Linked DNA regions of Homo sapiens: region 2 is linked to region 1. A link is an interaction called in ENCODE POLR2A ChIA-PET data of the cell type or tissue named here. Cell type or tissue: GM12878. All regions are shown on one strand.

Evidence for each region. ChIA-PET counts read pairs that join two places held together with the same protein. Peaks named below come from ENCODE experiments on the same cell type or tissue, not always from the same donor. Only the 100,000 strongest peaks of a DNase experiment are listed, where the experiment ranks them.
Region 2: POLR2A ChIA-PET joins it to region 1 with 5 read pairs; 1 of 35 experiments calls an interaction of 5 or more read pairs at or near these places.

The regions. Positions count from the first base shown.
Region 1 is chr19:42,121,115-42,126,114 of GRCh38, forward strand. POU2F2 (POU class 2 homeobox 2) reads right to left here. Exons shown (of 15, transcript NM_001394376.1): 2 at 1,397-1,462; 3 at 1,230-1,264; 4 at 1,012-1,068. Among named protein-coding and RNA genes, the nearest start is that of POU2F2, 8.8 kb to the right of the region's middle. RefSeq lists a silencer at 886-965. In GM12878, a CTCF peak has its summit at 1,648 (motif pointing left); DNase peaks (open chromatin) are centred at 857, 1,847 and 2,287; H3K4me3 peaks cover 2,826 bases; H3K27ac peaks cover 3,110 bases.
Region 2 is chr19:42,511,139-42,516,138 of GRCh38, forward strand. It overlaps CEACAM1 (CEA cell adhesion molecule 1), which reads right to left. Exons shown (of 9, transcript NM_001712.5): 6 at 1,212-1,341; 7 at 438-490. The region is part of intron 2 of LIPE-AS1 (LIPE antisense RNA 1); the gene reads left to right. Among named protein-coding and RNA genes, the nearest start is that of CEACAM1, 15 kb to the right of the region's middle. RefSeq lists an enhancer at 1,259-1,448. In GM12878, no CTCF peak of the experiment used is centred here; a DNase peak (open chromatin) is centred at 2,003; H3K27ac peaks cover 1,822 bases.

The DNA of each region.
Region 1 (5,000 bases):
CAGACTGCAAAGATCTGATTCAACTGAGGACAGGGTGGGGGCAATGGATACACGCTGTGCTCTGAGGGCTAAGGCAATAGCCAAACCTGCCATCAGAGGGTCAAGGAGGTCAAGATCGAGAGCCTGTCTCCCCTAGACCCCGTTCAAAGCGCTCAGCACAGAAGCAGGACATCTGCTCACAAAGCACTTTTATCCTCTCCTCTCATGGTAGCATGGGGGTACACCAGACATGGAGGCAACCACAGAGGCCATCCCATCCGACTGCCCCCTCCCCCCTGACCAATGATACTGAAGAGGAAACTGAGAGGCCCAGAGAGGGGAAGTGACTTTCCCATGGTCACAGAGCAAAGCTGTAGCAGGGTGGGGAGCAGTTCCCAGCCTCCCACCCCATCCCTCAGCCACCACTGGTCAGGGTCTGGAGTCCTGCTCACACCTTCTCTGCCCCCACCTCCAGTGCTACCTTCAAGCCTCTGGACCTGCCTGCTACCCCTGGACCAGGCTGGAGGGTGGAGACTGGAGCCCAGGCAACCCCAAGAAGCCCAGAATGCCAGGCACAGGGCCCCATCTGGATGTGGAATTTGCACTGCCTGGCTGCTTCCGGCCTCCCTGTCATTCTCTCCTGCATTCCTACAGCTATCCTCAACTGGTACCAGCCCCCCCACCCCCACCTCAGCTGGCCGCTAAATGTGTATATTGGGGGACAGGCGGTGGTGCAGGCCTCTGTTGGGTCAGGGAAGTTGGGATGGGGGCGGGCCTTTGGCTTCCTGTTGTTCATCGCCCTGGGGCTCTGGGGGGGATTTCCCTAGCCACCCCCACCCCCTAGGGAAGGGGAAGGAGCCTGCGTGAGTCACAGGCCTGGGGTGGGAGCCCAAGAGTGAGAAGGGGCGGGAGGAACCTCGTTACCAAGGTACCAAGGCTCAGTGCTCTCTCAGCCCTTGGACTGAGGCAGGCCTCCTGAGGACCCTCTTCCAAGCGCTGCCCACTTCCCTGGCTGTTCTGACAGGTGCTTACCTTTGTACTGGGGCCAGTTGGGGACACGGAGAATGGGGAGGTCTTATTTTGGGGGTTCTGCAAAGAGAAAGTAGGAGCAAGGGGATGGGAATAGTGCAGTGAAGCAGCTTCTGACCACCCCCGCTCCCTGCCCTCCTACCATAGGCGGCACAGAGCCCCCTCTGAACCCCTCTCCCCATTCCTTCCCACCCCCTCCCGCTTATCCACTCCCTCCTAACCTGATGATTAGTGTCTGGTCCATTTCTTTCGGTGTCTGCAAAGAGAGGGAAAGGATGTGTTGTCATCAGCCACCCCCACCACACCTGTCCCCTCCCAGCTCTCTTCCCATCTGTCCCACTTCCCCTGCCCACGGTGACCCCTGCCCCCCTGCTCCCTGCCCACCCACCTGTGTGCTCTGATGGGGAGTCCAGACCTTGCTTCTCGGCCTCCAGGGGCTTAGACATTCTTATTTCTGGGGACAGAGGAGGAATGGAAGTGGGGTGAAGGAGGGGAATCCAGGAGGGCTCTCGGGCCCCCATTCCACCACACTCCCCAAGCCTTTCCCCCAAATTCCCCCCTTACCCCCAGCCACCTTGGAAGTGTCTCTTCCCAAGAGACATGTCCTCCGTTCTGGGCCTCTGCCCTCCTCTGGCAAGATGAGACACAGCACTTAGGCCTTGGGGGATCTTGCCTTATCCTTTCACCTCTCCAGAAAGTAACACAGGGGTGTTACCCACAGTGCAGCAAAGGGCAGGGCAGGAGATGGAAGGTGGTCGTGAGAAGGTATCAGCTGCCCAGGAGGAGGCTGGTGACGTCCCAAAGGAGGGAGAGCAGCCTTGGGCCTCCTCCTGGGGCGGGCCGCCCAGGCTCCCGTCCTGCCCTACCAGGTTTCGGGTGAGACATGTTTTCCACTCTGAGTGGGGCCTCAGAGATGTGATGGGGCTGCAGCGTCCCCAAAGGAGGCAGTTGTCAGATCTCAGCATGTGTGATTCAGCCGCCCTCTGGCCCTCTTCCCACCCCACCACTTTCCCCATCCACATCTTACTCCCACCTGGACTTTCTTCCTATGTTTAGCACACCGGCCTAGCAGACCCAACCTCATCCTCTGTAACCTCAGCTCCATCTGGCTCTACCCCTGAGCTTGTCCTCCAATCTAAACCTGATCTGGGACTTCACGCTTGAGCCCCAGCTGCAGTCTCAAGTCCACCCCTGTAATACAACCCCATTCTATAGCTCCCTAGGCCCAGGAAATGAAAGGAGGTGGCCAAGGGAGGGTGGCAGGCAGCAAGCACATAAACCCACGGAGACAAATGCCTGTCCTCAAAGCGCTCTGATACTTTTCACAGAAAGGCGAGTGCTCACCAGTGCCAAGCATAGAGCTAGATATGACTCACAGCTCACATTAGCGGTTAGTGCTAATATTACCCCGTTTTACAGAGGAGGAAACTGAGGCTCCACGAAGGGATGTCACCTCCCCAAAAGCACAGCAAGACAGCAGATGTGCCCTGATTGGACCCCTGGTCTTCATGACTGCTGGGCTCCTACTTCTAATCGGATCCACTCTAGTCTAATGTCCCCTAGTCCTGACTTCCAGCCATCTCATCTCCAACAGTTCCCTCGCCCAAGCTCATCCTGAAACTGAATCCAACCCTTCCTGGTCCTAGACCCCAGGACAAATCTGGGCTTCAGCCTGACCCATCCTTAGTCCACTTACTCACCTTGAATCCCAAGTTGTGCCCAGATGGCTCAAGTCCTTCATCTGACCTTGACTCCCAACTGTCCTGAGATCCTGTCCCTGATCCAAACTCTTCCCACAACTCACTCCAAAATCCCTGCCTAAACCATGACCCCACTCCTACTAAAGGAGCTGTCCAACTCTAGTGTTCTCTGCACCAAGATACTTAAAGAAGACAGCTAAGCCAGGCACAGTGGTTCACGCCTGCAATCCCAGCACTTTGGGAGACTGAGGCAGCCAGATCTCTTGAACCCAGGAGTTCAAGACCAGCCTAGGCAACATGGAGAAACCCCATCTCTACTAAAGACACAAAAATTAGCTGGGCATGATGGCACGCACCTGTAGTCCCAGCTATTGGGGAGGCTGAGGCAGGAGAATCGCTTGAATCCAGGAGGTCAAGGCTACAGTGAGCTGTGACTGCACCACTGCGCTCCAGCCTGGGTGACAGAGTGAGACCCTGTCTCAAAAAAAAAAAAAAAGAAAAAAAAAAAGAATGGAGCTAAAGTAAGGGATAAGAAATAGGAAGAACTCAGTAACTGTAAAAAAAAAAAAAAGTCTAGAAATCTTGCAATTGAGTATTATTCAATGTGAAATGCTGCTTGAGTTTTAAATTCCTAATTAAAAAAACAGGTCATGCATTGCTGGTGGGAGTGTAAATTGATACAAGCACCACTCAGAAAAGCTGAAAAGATGCCCTCTCCCTAAGATGCAGCACGTCCACTCCTGGGCATCTGCCCAAAAGAAACACGTGTCCTGCCCATCAAAGGACATGGGCAGAATTCTTCTGCAGTCTTTCATAATGGCCCCAAACTGGAAACAGCCTAAGGGGCCGTCAACAGGTGAATGGATAAATAAAATGTGGTATGTCCATACAATGAAATATGCCACAGTAATGAAAAAGAACAAACTCCTGCTTCATACACATGGCCGAAGCTTGGAGACATGAGGCTGAATGAAAGATGCCAAACACAAAGGCAGACATAATTTATGATTCCAATTACAGGAAATTCAAAAACGGGCAAGCTGATAGCAGATGATCACAGTCAGATGAGTGAGCACCTTGGGGGTACTGACTGGGAAAGGGCATGAGGAAGCCTGCACCAGGTAAGAAAGGATCTTGTTTGGTGGTTACAGGGTCCTTACATAAGCAAAAATTCATCAAGCTATACACTTAAAATTTGAGCACTTTACTCTATATACGTTATGTTTTAACAAGCAAGAAAACATTTAAAAGCTAAAAAGCAAAACGCCAGCACACAGTCCCATTAAGATGCACACTGCACCAAGGCAGGTAGATCACTTGAGGCTAGGAGTTTGAGACCAGCCTGGGCAACATAGTGAAATCCCCGTCTCTCCAAAAAATAAAAAAGTTAACCGGACATGATGGTGGTGGGCACCTACAGTCCCAGCTACTCAGTAGGCTGAGATGGGAAGGTCGCTCGAGCCCAGGAGATTGAGGCTACAGTGAGCCGTGATTGTACCACTGCACTCCAGCTTGGATAATAGAGCAAGACTCTGTCTCAAAAAAAAAAAAAAAGATGTAGACTGTTGAGGGTGGGGGTGGGGAGTGGGTGCCCAGGACGCTACCAGAGTTCAGGTCCTGTTTCCTGGCCCTGGGGACAGGGCATTAAATGGCTACTGATACAAGATATAAGAAGGACAAGAAGGGAGCTGGGCAGCAAGTGTGTCCTGACTTTGGAGCAGTAAAGGCGGGAATCCTGCCTGATCCTAGCTCTAGTTCACCCAGACCTTAGCCCTACTTCAGGCAGCCACTAACTCTAACCCGGTCCTAAATCCCACCCCTCCTAGCATCCCTAAAACTGCAGCCCCAGCCTCCTCTGGCCTCCGTCCCTCCAGCGGAGCTCCACATTGCCTCAGGGCAATCCTTTCCTGGCTCCTCCCTATCTCCTGGAGAAATAAACAACCTGGCCTCCAGGGGCTGGCCCACCACCCTGTACTGCTCTTCTCTTGCAGCTCATGCACAGTGCTCTTCACCCATGTCGAGCATCTCCCCCTGCTTGGGGGTCTGCTTGACAGCAGGCTGTGCAGGTTCTACACTCCCACCTAGCTGGGCATCCCTCTCCCGTCCACAGAACAGGGCAGCCTCGGACCCCACTGCCAGCCCAGAAAGTCCACACTCATCCTTAACCTCTGCTATGGGCTAAGTTGCATCTACCAAAATTCATACACGGAAGTCCTAATTCCTGATACCTCAAAATGTAATTGTATTTGGAGATAGGGTCTTTAAAGACGTAATTAAGGTAAAATAAGGTCA
Region 2 (5,000 bases), 390 kb after region 1:
CCAGTTCACAAGGCCTTGATTTTTGCCCAGATGTGTTTCTCAGCAACATGCTCCAGTGGCAAGGAGGGGCATTGAGACTTGTAGCACCCACAGCACCCACAAGATAAGGAAAGTCTCACCAAGGGAGAGTGCCCACATCCGTAATAGAGGCAGGAGGCGGAAGGAGTAAGGCTGAGGAAATGGCTCCTGGAAACATGGGATCTTCCTCAGGCCTGCCTGGCCTAGGCAGAGTGAGCCTCTCTCCTCAGATGTGTCTCAGGGGACTCCTGTGGCTAGGAAGGGTGGGAAGACCTATGCCACCTTAGGGTTGGGAAATAGAGATCCTTTCTGTGAAAATTCAGAAGGGAGGGAGTGGTTTGGGAATCCAGGATTCCCTGCCAGGGGAGGGCACGTGGTGGAACATACCAGTTCTCACTGGGGTAAGTGGCTTTACTTACTGTGGTTGGAGACTGAGGGTTTGTGCTCTGTGAGATCACGCTGGTCGCTTGCCCTAAATAAATATCAGAAACTGTGACTGCTATTCCCAAGCACAGGATCTTTGTTCCGTAAGTTAGGAAGGACACTGTGAGCAGGTAATTCCTTAGAGTCCTTGATGTTCATACTGCCTTTCTTCTGAGGGCCTCGTTCTTCAGTCTAACTACAATCCCTTCTAGTGTTTACTCTTTTCCTGTTTGCTGGATGTTCACATTTCATTTCATTCTTTATCAGCTGCTTCTGTGCCTACTTCTATCCTTAAAACCTTTCCCATTTTGTTTTCCGGGGTAGATACTTTTTTTTTTTTCTCTATTTATTGTTCAAGAGGACTTTGGTTGTTTTTGCTTTCTCTTAGGTTCTCTTCCTATGCTATTTCTCCCTCCTCTTCCAATGTGGTCAACAGAGCACATGACTTGCTTTCTCCTGCTGCTTCTTTCATTTTTTCATTTGTTTTCCTTCTTAGACCTTGCTTTCCCTGACTAGGGGACAGAGGAACATACTTGAGTCTCTTCCTCTAGATTAGATGGGGATTGGAATACCCATGTCCAAGAGATAATGGGAGACAGGGAGCACGAAGACCAGGGAAGAGGAAACCTGTGGGAATTAGTGCCGAGAAGCAGGAGTTTAGTGGGAGGAGTATGAGATCCAGGCCCAGAGACAGGCAAAGAATTCTTTCCCTCTCCCAAGCATGGCAGTCAGCCTTGGAGGAAACAGAACAAGAGGAAAGGCCATCATACCTGCCGGTCTTCCCGAAATGCAGAAAACATGCCAGGGCTACTGCTATCAGAGCAACCAGGGCCACTACTCCAATCACAATGCCAGCAATGGCCCCAGGTGAGAGGCCATTTTCTTGTGGTAGAGCATTATCTGTCATGGAGAGAAAAGAGGAGAAGAAATGAAAGTGAAATTATTTTACAATGGGGGCTGGGAAACAACTCTCAGAATGAAGTAGTTTCTAATTGTTCCTTCAAGGAATACAGTTTCGTTGTGGGAAGGTTGCTGGAAGGTGATTAGCTAACTATATCCTTGCAATTTTTTTTTTTCAATCACCATGTTTCTTTTTTTCTTTTCTTTTTTTTTTTTGAGACAGAGTCTTGCTCTGTCTCTCAGGCTGGAGTGCAGTAGCATGATCTTGGCTCACTGCAACCTCCGCCTCCCAGGTTCAAGCGATTCTCCTGCCTCAGGCTGGACTACAGGCACGTGCCACCACACCTGGCTAATTTCTGTATTTTTTTAGTAGAGACGGGGTTTCACCATATTGGTCAGACTGGTCTTGAACTCCTGACCTCATGATCCGCCTGCCTCGGCCTCCCAAAGTGCTTGGATTATAGGCGTGAGCCACTGCGCCCAACCCCAGTCACCATGTTTCTAGGTTGATGATCTCTCTTCTGCCAATTCCACCCTGGCTTTTCTGCGCTCAGCCATTTTTAAGGCTTTGAAATATGAGAAAGGCTGATTGCTATTTTGTATGTGATTAGAACTTTCCACCTTTTTCGTGGTTGCATCTTTTTCTCAGTGTCTCAGTTGTGGCAGTTGGTGCATTCTGAATTCACCACCTCTTTTGCATAGAGAACTGGCTTCCCACAGGCTCCCAGCAGGGGTATGAAAGCTAGCCCAGTTTTGTGTGACTGTTTTATTCTGAAGTGTGAATGGCTGGAGGACTCCCTGTCAGCCTTGCAGAAATGCTCTTAGAACTGCACTGCAGGCCGGGCGCGGTGGCTGACGCCTGTAATCCCAGAACTTTGGGAGGCTGAGGCGGGTGGATCACGAGGTCAGGAGTTCAAGACCAGCCTGGCCAAGATGGTGAAACCCTATCTCTACTAAAAATACAAAATTTAGCTGGGTGCGGTGGCAGGTGCCTATAATCCCAGCTACTTGAGAGGCTGAGGCAGGAGAATCGCTTGAACCCGGGGGGCAGAGGTTTCAGTGAGCCGAGATCACACTACTGCACTCAAGCCTGGGCAACAGAGTGAGACTCTGTCTCAAAAAACAAACAAACAAAAACTGCACTTCAATCTAAAACTTCCTTCCTCTCTTTCTCTTCCACAGGAATCAGATCTGCATCATGGTCTGAGGTTCCTCTCACTCTCGCCTTACTTTCCCTCACAGGCATTTTCCCCAATAAATTATCTCGTATGTTTAATCCCATCTTCACTGTATCTCAGTAGATGGAAACTAACATACCAGGCTTGAGACTTTGCTTTACCTCCTTTTTTCCCCCTTTCCCATATTTGATCATAGCCATGTCCCAGTGGGTTTCTTGTATAATGCTTCTCCCTCCATATATATATATATATATATATATAATATATAAATAATACCTTTTGCATCTATTTCTTCTTCTTCTTTTTTTTTTTTTTTTTTTTTGAGGCAGGTTCTCACTCTATCACCCAGGCTGGAGTGCAGTGGCACAATCATGGCTCATTGTAGCCTCTTGGGATCAAGTGATCCTCCCACCTCAGTCTCCTCAGTAGCTGAGACTATAAGCACATGCCACCACACCTGGCTAATTTTTTTCTTTCTTTTTTTTTTTTTTGAGACCGAGTTTTGCTCTTGTTGCCTAGGCTAGAGTGCAATGGCGTGATCTCGGCTCACTGCAACCTCTGCCTCCCAGGTTCAAGCGATTCTCCTACCTCAGCCTCCTGAATTGCTGGGATTACAGGCATGCGCCACCACGCCTGGCTAATTTTGTATTTTTAGTAGAGACGGGGTTTCTCCATCCTGGTCAGGCTGGTCTTGAACTCCCGACCTCAGGTGACCCGCCTGCCTCAACCTCCCAAAGTGTTGGGATTACAGGCGTGAGCCACCACGCCCACCCACCTGGCTAATTAAAAAAAAATAATTTTTGTAGAGATAGGGTTCCACTATATTGCCTAGGCTGGTCTTGGATTCCTGGGCTCAAGAGATCCTCCAGCCTCGGCCTCCCAAATGTTGGGATTACAGGTGTGAGCCACTGTGTCTAGCCTATTTCTTGTTTATATCTGTTGCAACTATTTGGGGCTTAACCCTCACCAGTCAACTCAGGCTGGTGACTAATGCTATGTTAGCTACTTTTGTGGAGTACTTCCTGTGTGCCAGGCCCTGTGCTGCTAAATGCTTTACATGTATCTTATTTGATCCATAAAATAGTGCTGTCAGGTAGACATTATTTCCATTTTAAACATGAAAAAATGGAAGCTTAGAGTGGTAAAAGGCTTACCTAAAGTCAGATGGCTAGTGAGAGGTGGATCTGAGATTTGACCCTAGGACTACCTGATTTCAAGGCTAATGATAATAGTAGTAGTAATAGCAGCTAACATTTATGAAACATTTCCTCTGTGTGTGGTGTTTTGCTGAAGGTTTATTATTACATTAAATCTTTAAAATAACACTATGGGGCCAGGCGTGGTGGCTCACACCTGTAATCTCAGCACTTTGGGAAACAGATGGGAGGATTGCTTGAGCCCAGGAGTTCGAGTCCAGCCTGGGTAACATGGTGAGATTCTGTCTCTCTGAAAACAAAAATAAAAATAAATTAGCCAGATGTGGTAGTATGTACTACTTAGGAGGCTAAGGTGAGGGAATTGCTTGAGCCCAGGAGGTTGAGGCTGCAGTGAGCTGTGTTTGCACCACTGCACTCCAGTCTGGGTGACAGAGTGACACCCTGTCTCAAAAACAAAACAAAAACCCCAAACCCGTGCAATACTATGGAGCAGGCATTCACAGTGCAATTTTCGGTTGAGGAATCCGAGGCTCAGAGTAGTTAAGAATCTTGTGCAAGAAAGAAATTTATAACTGTAGGCCAGGTACAGTGGTGTATGACTGTAATCCCAGCAATTTGGGAGGCTGAGGCAGGTGTATCACTTGAGCTCAGGAATTTGAGACCAGCTGGGCAAGATGGTGAAACCCTGTCTCTACAAAAAATTACAAAAATTAGCCGGAGGTGGTAGTGCTTGTCTGTAGTTTCAGCTACCCAGGAGGCTGAAGCAGGAGGATTGCTTGAACCCGGGAAGTTGAGGCTGTGGTGAGCCATGATCAGCCTCGGTGACAGAGTGAGAACCTGTCTCAAACCGAAAAAAAAAAGTTGTTCTTCAAAAAAGATCACTATAATTGACAACTGTTAATTAGATTGACTAAGAAAGAAAGAAGATTCAAATTACTAAAGTCAGAAATGAAAGTAAAACATTACTACTAATTCTGCAGAAATAATAAGGATTATAAGAGTACTATGAGTAATTGAATGCCAACAAATTGGATAACCTGGATGAAATGAACAAATTCCTAGAAACACAAAACCTGCCATGATAGAATCATGAATAAATAGAAAATCTGAATAGACCTATAACCAGTAATGAAAATGAGTCGATAAAAGCATTTGACAAAATTCAACATTCTTTCATGCTAAAAAACACTGAAACTAGGAATAGAAGGAAATTCTCAACATAATAAATGCTACATGTGAAAACCCCCAGCTACCATCATAGTCAATGGTGAAAGATTGAAAACTTTTCCTTTAAGATCAAGAACAAGACAAGGATGCCTGCTTT